2 separate regions of the Mus musculus genome follow, and region 2 is linked to region 1. Evidence: chromatin contacts called from ENCODE Hi-C or POLR2A ChIA-PET data. All regions are on one chromosome and are shown on one strand. The core of a region is the stretch at or near the end of the contact, and the rest is flanking DNA. Distances in the headings are between cores, read along the strand shown. Region 1 holds the start of Mslnl (mesothelin-like). Region 2 holds the start of Ciao3 (cytosolic iron-sulfur assembly component 3).

Region 1 (4,459 bases), core at 1,731-4,230:
TGGAGAGCTGTTCTCGGGGCAGCTGGCTGGCTGGCAAGCACCAGAAGTTTTGCAGGAGGGAGGTGTTGTTCCTGTGCAGAAGGAGGAGGCCATGTGAGTCCGAAGGGAAAGACCCATGAAGAAAGGCAAGGAAGGGTTTGGCTACTGCAAGGGGGACTAAGACCACTCAGCTGTCTCCACCATTGGGGAATAAGAGGCAGGGAGTACCTGTTATAGACAAAAAGTCCTTCCCCTTTTTCCCTTGCTCCCTTTCTTGCTCTCTCCTTCCTTCGTCCCTTCCTTCCCTCCTTCCCCCATCCATCCTAGAGGACCTTGTTAGGGCCAGGTTCTCAGCCGGATGGGGCTTTAACATGGGTCCTGCCCTCACTCTGGGGTTCAGGCTCAGCTGGCTTTGACTCAGGCTTGGACCAGTCCTGATGGCTGCTGAAGGGTAGAGGGTCACATGCTGGATGATCACAGGTGAGGTCATCTTCTGGACGATTCTCAGGGTGTTATATAACATACACCTACGGTGGGAGGCTGTCACTGATGCTAACTTAGGCTTGGCTAGACCTACTTGGGAGCCTGGCCCTGCCTGACGACTGGCCCATTGGTGAACGTGATTCCCAAGAAATAGGGAAAAGACAAGCTCAGGCTGAAGAGCCTTGGACAGAAGACGACTAAGCTAAAATTTAGGGAATAGCGATGGCCTTGAAGGCCCTGGTCCTGGTACAAGCAGTGTGGGCTGATGGCCAAAAGCTCCAAGGGAGCCTGGCTTCACAGAGGGCCGCACTCAAAGCCTGGCAGGTAAATGCTTCAAGAGCCTGGAGATACTGGCTGAGGTCGTAAGTCCCTGATGGTTGAGGCTTCTTGTGATCATGTCCACACTATTGACAATGGCCAGAGACTTGCTGTCGTATAATTGACACTGGACACCGGAAGCAGGACGGGGAGCGTCACTGAAGTCAGGCTATGCCTTCTAGGTCAGTGATGGCAAATGGTGGCCCTGTGTGAGCCTTATGTACAGACCCTGGACATAGCCCCTCCTCCTGGGACCATCAACAGACCTTCTCAGGACCACTTCTCTTCATGCCCTGTTTTAGAAAACAATTTGCCCAGTTTGGGTTTCGCTCACCTGACCCATGTGTTGGCTTCACTTGCATTCAGTCCTCCCTTGGGCAAGCCTTTAGCCTGAGGACCCGAGCAGTGGGCGGTGAGGGACAGGAGGAGGGCGAGACCAGGACTTGCCAGGGCACCTGCAACAGAGCGTTGGTGAGCCCACGAGAAGGAGTTCCCTGTGACCACTTCAACCACAGCTCCTCTTAGAATGGATGACCTGGAGGGGGCTGGCAGAGCCTTATCAGTTTCTGTGTACATAGCCTGGGCCAGCATGTGGTATGTCTGCTGGAACACACAGTATCTGCAAGTATGTGTATGTTTTCTGTACATGCGTACATGTGTGTAAGTGCCTCCTTGATTGTTGTTCTGTGTGCTTATAGTGTGAACACTGAGACCCCAAAACTCAGAGACAGAGGGTTGGCTCCATATTCTTCTAAGCCCCTCATTTCTGTAGTGGGACATAAAAGGGTCTCCCAGCCCAGGAGGAAGGGGTTTGTTTCCAGCGACACAGAGCAGACTCTTAGCAAAATCTCTTATGCCGCAGCAACAGGGCCTATGGAAGAAGGCCATGCTCTGATGTCCTTTGTGGGCCATTGTCTCTGTCTCGCTGTCTCCTTGGAGCCTGGCCTGGTTTATGCAGGAACTACCAAAGAGGGCTTGGTCTATGTCTTTCTGCCTAGACTGGTGGTGGCCCCTTCCACAGCCCTGTCTTGTCCACACTAGGACCCCCTAGGCCTGTGCTGGTGGGGCTGTGGTTCCAATGTTCCTTTGTACCACACTAGCTGTCCTGTGTCCCAGGGAGCTCAGCCTCCTCCCTTCCTTCCCTTGCAGCGGGTCCCCAGATCCAGCTTCATGTGGATGGGACGGCCAGAGCGTCAATATCCGCCTCTGCAGCAATATGACCCATAGCTACCCAAGGGCCCAAGGTATCCCCTTCTGTGCAGAAGTTTTTTCTCACCCACTCTGGAACCCATAGCTGACGGTCGGAGAGTTCTGCTCATCCTGGCTGAAATGTCTCAAAGCAGGGAAGCCCGAAGGCTGTGGGTTGTAGGTCCAGGACTAGCTGGATAATAGGCAGGGAGCGACTCAGGTTAGTTCCATGGGAGATGGAAAGGGAGAGAGAAATAGAAAGAGAGCCAGTATTAACATCTCGAAGGGTACCTGATCCTGCCTGGAGAGGAAAACAGCCCCGCAAACAAACGTCACAACACCAGGGAGTGGCAGGGGAGGAAAGCTAGAGAACCTGGTCTTTCTTATCACAGGTTGGGCCCCGGGGACCCATGAGTGCCTTGTATCCAATTAGCAAATCTCACAAACAGTGAATCTCCCAAGCAGTGGGGGAGAAGTGCCCCCATGCCTGGTGGCCCAAACCCTCAGAGACCTCTGAGCTCTGAGTTCTAGAAGACGAGCCGGGGTCAGCTTGAGCTGTCGGGGTGCCTTGTGCCAGGGACTTTCCCTCCCACAAGGTGTACAGCCTGATGACTTTTGGGTCCCTACGACCTTCTGACTCTATGAGGCCCAAGAGGTACACAGGAAGGCTACTACCCTGCGTAGGGAGCAAAACACGCTCAGATGCTTAGGAGTCTGCAACACTGTGGTCTAGTTGGTGTCAGGTCTTACCTGAGCAGGAATATGGAGTCTGGTAGTGAAGGTTCTGTCCAGAGCAGGGAAGATGCTACTTCTGACCAGATGGCCACATGATATAGTAGATCAGGTGTTCCGGATGCCAGCGGTCCAGGCTCAGATTCTGTCGATCCTTGCAGCTGAGTCCCAGAATGCAGGGCTGGTGTGGGTAAAGCTGTCACGGTTCATGATCATCTGTAAGCCTGGCCCAGGAAGCAGCCCGGGATGGCTCTGCCTAGTCAATCTACTGTGGCTGTGACACCTGCCAGGCAGGCCTGTGGGAAGGAGACTAGACTGTGCCAGGTAATGCTTGTATCAACCCCTTGGGCCCAGGCATAGCACGCACCTGCTCTTCAGCCCCAGGAGAAACTCAGGCTGAGCTTGGGCTGAGCTCAGGGTTGGCAGGCACCCAGCACACACCCTCCCCTGGAGGCCCAGCTTCATTCAGGGTGTGACAAGGGGCAGCCTGAATTCAAGTATGTCTCATCTTTGAGCACATAGGTGTATCTGAACACTGTGGATCCCCAGAGCTTACACATGCAAGCTGTTCCCACACTGGACATTAGGCACACACAGACAAGTATGGTAGGTGGGCATCGCCATCCTCTGGGTGCTAAAACCCAGTGCTACGCCGAAATGTGGGCTGGGAAGCAGAGTGAGTATGCAGAGAGGTATACATTGGACATCTATTCCAGCTGATGACTTCACTCAGGGCCTAAAAGCTGCTGCCAAAACCTCAGGGCACTATCATCAGCACCAGGGCCAAGATGACGGCTCCACCAGGCAAGCCTCTGAGAGGGTGAGGTAAGAGGAAGGCATGCACGGGGGCTTCCAGCCTACCCGCTGGAGTGTATCCTGAGATGCAGCCTCTGGGCTGAAGCAGATGGGTCCTGAGTGTCCCAGGCTGGTTTCTGACTCATAGCCCTGACCTACTTGAAGCTCTTACTTCAGAAGGGGCCGTGGAGAGAAGGAAGGCTCCAGGGCCTTGAACCCCTGAAGTGTTGGTCTGAAGCCACACAATCACCGTCTGCACCCAAAGGTAAGCATCAAGTCTGCCTTGTAGCCCCGTGCGAGGCTGGGAGCTGTAGCAGATCACCGTCCCCCCAGGAGTCCCAGAGTCCTGCATGGTGGGTGCCCCATTAGGTTTGAGTTAGATGGCTTGGCTGTTTCTGAGTCTTCCTCAGAATGAGTCTTGCAGGGCTCCTGGGCTTCCGTCTGGACTAGTGTGACTGACAGAGCGGTCCCCAGCAGCTACATTCGGCACTAGTGAGAGGCACTCACTTTAGGGGCCTCCATTCTGGGAGGCAGACAGACAGACAGACAGGCCAAGTTGGAGGGAAGGTGGAGCAGGAGGCCAGGGCAAGGTCCTGGGGACACTTTTGGAAAAGTGTTCTAAATATAGTGGATAGGCTGACCCTGAGCCCCAGTATTAACCTGGGGTCAAGGGCCCACTGCCAATGGAGCCTGACTCCATTGCTGACCTTGGTTTTGGCTAAGGAATTGTTTTGTGTTTGTATTCATTTGTGGTCCTGGTATCGAACCTAGGACGTTGAGCATGCTAGTCAAGTACTCCACCACTAACTTACATCTCCTGCTTTGGCTTAAAAGGCTGCTCTGGACACGGAGCTGGCTCCTGGGAGGAGGTGTCATGTGGTGGGGTCTCCACCTACCTCCAGGTCCCAGGTGGGCTGGAGGAGAGTTTCTACATTCTAGCTTAGGCAGAGGTCAGATACTTGGC
Region 2 (4,133 bases), core at 1,553-4,052, 38 kb before region 1:
CTACACAGAGAAACCCTGTCTCGAAAAACCAAAAAGAACCAGCAATGAGAGCAGACTGGGCTCTTATGACACCCTCTTTTCATTTTTATTTACTTTTCTTTCTTTTTCTATTTCCTGACAGTAGGTGGAATTCAGGGCCCCGCAAACAAGAAGCCAACACTCCACCAGGAAGCTCTACCTTCAGCCCTGACACCCAGTTTTTAAATGAAGTGTGTATCACACACATACACAGATGCTTTAGACACCCCGGTGTTCCCACTGACATCAAGTTTCAGCTTTTGGCACAGGCTTGACTGGAGTACCAGGACCCCATGAGCAAGGCTGTCTTTCCATAAGTCAGTGCAGAAGCAACTGCCCTGCTGGGACTGGCTGCTGCTGCTCTGGTCTGTGGGGACAGGCTGGGAATAGAGGAGGGATAACCAAGAATGGAGGAAGGAAGAGAGGGTGGGGGAATGCGAGAGAAGGCTGTACAGACAGTAACAACTATCAGAATTGGTAGAACAGACCCAGGACCCCAGTATTCAAACCAGGGCCTCCAGGACACCCTCAGTGGTTCTTGTCATGCAAATGTGGTGCCAGGCTGAGCCCATCAACACTGCTGCAGATGCAGAAATGGTCTGAGCCAGGGCTAGGTGAGCTTCAGCTATTCTCGGAGCCTGTGCTTGGTGCCAATGCCCCAACCTGAGGTTAACCACGCCAGGAAACCAAAGGTCCACAGGCCCAGGCTACACCAGCATCATGCGGACAAGGCCACTTGTCCTTAAAGCACAGACCAGTGGTGATGGGCACCTTCCTCTGTCCCTCCATCCATGGGACCCCTTGTTGAGAACCAGGGCCTCCTGGTACACTGGGGTCTAGCTGATGCCACAGACTGTCACGAGGTCACTGTTGTAGACAAACAGCTGGGCTTGTCACTGCTCATGGCGATATGCACACCCATTCCCTGAACCTGCCCAAGGTTCCTCCCCTATTCAGAGGTCCCATGGCTGGGCCTCCCTTCTCAGGGCAGTGGCGCACGGTATTTTGAAGGGGATTCCTTAGAGTGCAAAGGGCAGCCAGGCAGGGTTAATTTTAACAGACATCAGGATCTAACTTTCAGATTAGAGGGAGGAGGGGCTTGAGGGAACCAACCCCCTCAAAATCTTATGCTACTAAACGTAGGGGGCAAAGGAGGAGGGGAGGCTCCTCCTGCCCCGTGCAGAACAGGACAGACTGGCTGCTCACCATGGCAGCCCTGTTCATCATCTCAGCTCCCCGTGGTCAGTGAATGTGACCAGTGAGAGAGCTGGGGAGATGCAGTGAGTTTCAGGGTGGCCACATCTGCGACTGGGAAAGGCAGAAGAAGATGTGTGTTTCAGATCCACACCCCAGCCTCCCTCCCCCTCCTGCCACCGCCAGCCCCCAGCAGGGATGTGGTGAGACCTCAGGGTCCTTACTTGGTTCACTTGGAAGTAACTGCCATCGTCTTCAATGTGGATCTTGGCTATGCCACTTCCTGGCTTCTTAGCCACCTTTACAGGCTTGATGCAATTCTACACCAGGAAAGACCCCACACCAGGCTCTATTAGGAGAAAGCAACTTGGACGGGGGGTGGGGAGGGTGGGGAGTGGGGTGGGGGGCTGGGTATGGAGGGCCTCAGGGATGGTTGGCTACCGGCCATAGAGTGAAGCTCACCACCGAGGCCAATTCTACCACCTTCCTGCCACTGAAGCCATGCTGAGCTCTGGTTGCCCACCCTTCTCTGTACAAGGTGAGGAGAATGCCATCAAGGCCACTCTTTCTCCAGAATCACCATGAAATCTGCTACAAACTCTATATGCAAGCTAATGCAAGAAGCCCTGACTAGCCTGCCCTTCCTACGTGCACATAGCAGCACACCCCCGGAGATCAGAGTGTCAGAGGCCTGGCCAGACAGGAAGGCTTTCCTTGGAAACATCTAGAGGTCACCTCCATCCCACGACCACAGATGAAACTCCATGTCTCTCCCCTTCTCTTGGACATCTCCTGTTATCGCTTCCTGAACCTTGGTGGCTTTCCAGAAAAGGGCCAGTCTCGGGTAAGATGGCCCAGTTCATCCTGTCCGTGTGGCAGCTCAGCCCGTCTTTTATGGGTCATGGGACTTGGCTAGCTCTGGAGACAAAGGAAGACCCAGCAAGGGCAGCAGCTCCTGTTTTCAGGGCGGTCTGTCTGTATCCCTCTCTCTTCCTCGAGGCAACGTCAGGAACATTAGCTGTGGCTGTGGCCCAAGTGGACATCAAACCTGTCCCTTCAACATGGTCCCTGTCCACAGAGATGACAACTGGCTCTGAGAGAGGAGTGGGAAGGGATATCTCACAGGTGTGTGGAGGCTAACTCAGCCCCACCATGTCTCTGCATCACCAGCTGGGTGACACTACTACAACAGTAACTTAAGATCACATAACAACAAGTCCCCCCACCTTTTTTTTTTAAACACTAAACCTGCCTGTCACCACTAAACACTCCCATGGTCCCAGGGATCGCTCCGGGCCCAGTAACCGCGTTGTCTGGCCCTCCCTGGCCTCAGTTGTCTGTGTTTGTGAAAAGGGAACTAGACTGACTGAGGCCCTGGGTCCTGGGCCCTGGGAAAAGACACAGACGAGAGAGGTTTCCCGAGGTGCACGGCCAGGCTCGGACCCTCCTCCTGCCCGACTCGCCCTTGGCCGGCCCACCTGAGATGGCCCGATGAAGTCGTCCAAGTCGGTCAGCTGTAGTGCCCCACTGAAGGGCGACGCCATGACAGCCTCACTGCCGCCGAGTGTCACACGGGGGTGTCGCAAAATGACACCAAAATGACATGCAGTTCCGCCACTCTGCCGGAAAACGCAAATTCCAGCGCATGCTCATTTCTCTCCGTCAACAAGCTTTGAAAAGCGTGCGCGCCCTCTGCCGGCGGCCTTGAGCGCTCGGCCCAGCGGACTCAAGCTGCAAGTTCCACAGCACAGCGTTCGGTCTCCCTTGCGTCCCTTGGTTGTGGTGTAGCAGGGTAGCAAAGACAAATAACGCAAAGAATGTAACTAGAGACTCAGAGTCTCTCCCGCTTCCCGTAGGGGTCGGAATCCGGATTTCATTCATCACCTTGACCTAGCAATACTCAAGGAAGGTTCCAGATGCAGTGGGCAGGAGAACACAAAATTAACTTTGATTCACTGGAATGCCTTGGAATGGGCTTACCAAAAAATGAGATAGACAAGTGCTGTTGAGATGTTAAGACTGGAGTGTGGGAGAACATTTACAGAAGCAGGTTCTTGGACTGGACCAGGGCCAAAGGACAGTTTCTGTTTGCCAGGAGGATTCTTGTTTTAAATTGGATATTTTCTTTATTTACATTTCAAATGTTATCCCCTTTCCCAGTTTCCCTCCCTCCCTCCTGGAAACACCCTATCACATCCTCCCTTCCCCTGCTTCTGTGAGGGTGTTACTCCACCCACCCACCCTCTCTCCCCTCCCCTCCCTCAAAGTCCCCTACACTGGGGCATCTATCAAGCCTTCATAGGACCAAAGACCTCTCCTCCCATTGATGCATGACAAAGCCATCCTCTGCTACATATGCAGCTGGAGCCATGTGTACTCCTTTGTTGATGGTTTAGTCCCTGGGAGTTCTGGGGGGTCTGGTTGGTTGATATTGTTGTTCTTCCTAAGGGGTTTCAAACCCCTTCAGCTTCTCCAGTCCTTTCTTTAATTATTGAGGACCCCGTGCTCAGTCCAACAGTTGGCTGCCTAGCATCTGCCTCTGTATTTGTAAGCCTCTGGCAGGGCCTCAGGAGACAGCCATATCAGGCTCCTTTCAGCATGCACTTCTTGGCATCCACAATAGTGTCTGGGTTTGGTAACTGTATACAGGGTTGCTGGGAGGATTCTAATGCTGGAAGGAGGGTGATACATAGATCCCTGGAAATTCAAACTCACCACCACCACCACCAAACCCAAGTCTATTAGAACAAACCCAGTGGACGGCTGGCAGATGTGAGGCATATCCAAGGCCCAATAAGAGAGACAGAGCAGAATGGCCTGGAACAGTAGAAAGAATGAAGTCCTGGTGTAATGTAGGTGATCCCTGAAGACATTACAATCAGTGGATTTCATGAAGCCAGTCACAAAAGGCCACACGTGTG

What was found. A loop is a pair of places that touch in the nucleus more often than their neighbours do. ChIA-PET counts read pairs that join two places held with the same protein, here RNA polymerase II (POLR2A).
Region 2: a map of heart shows a loop between it and region 1 (4-fold over the local background). The contact joins the promoter of Ciao3 here to the promoter of Mslnl in region 1. A Hi-C loop is called at or near these places in 8 of 37 maps with a recorded cell type or tissue (Patski, T-helper 2 cell, adrenal gland and 3 more). POLR2A ChIA-PET finds 5 or more read pairs at or near these places in 4 of 5 experiments (Patski and embryonic stem cell).

The regions. Positions count from the first base shown.
Region 1 is chr17:25,734,561-25,739,019 of GRCm38, reverse strand. It overlaps Mslnl (mesothelin-like), which reads right to left and starts at 2,980. Exons shown (of 16, transcript NM_177822.3): 1 at 2,719-2,980; 2 at 2,057-2,157; 3 at 1,115-1,235; 4 at 1-71. The coding sequence starts at 2,099.
Region 2 is chr17:25,772,445-25,776,577 of GRCm38, reverse strand. Ciao3 (cytosolic iron-sulfur assembly component 3) reads right to left here and starts at 2,802. Exons shown (of 11, transcript NM_026238.4): 1 at 2,691-2,802; 2 at 1,437-1,532. The coding sequence starts at 2,756. Gm41550 (a long non-coding RNA gene) reads right to left here. Exons shown (of 3, transcript XR_876684.1): 3 at 4,034-4,133.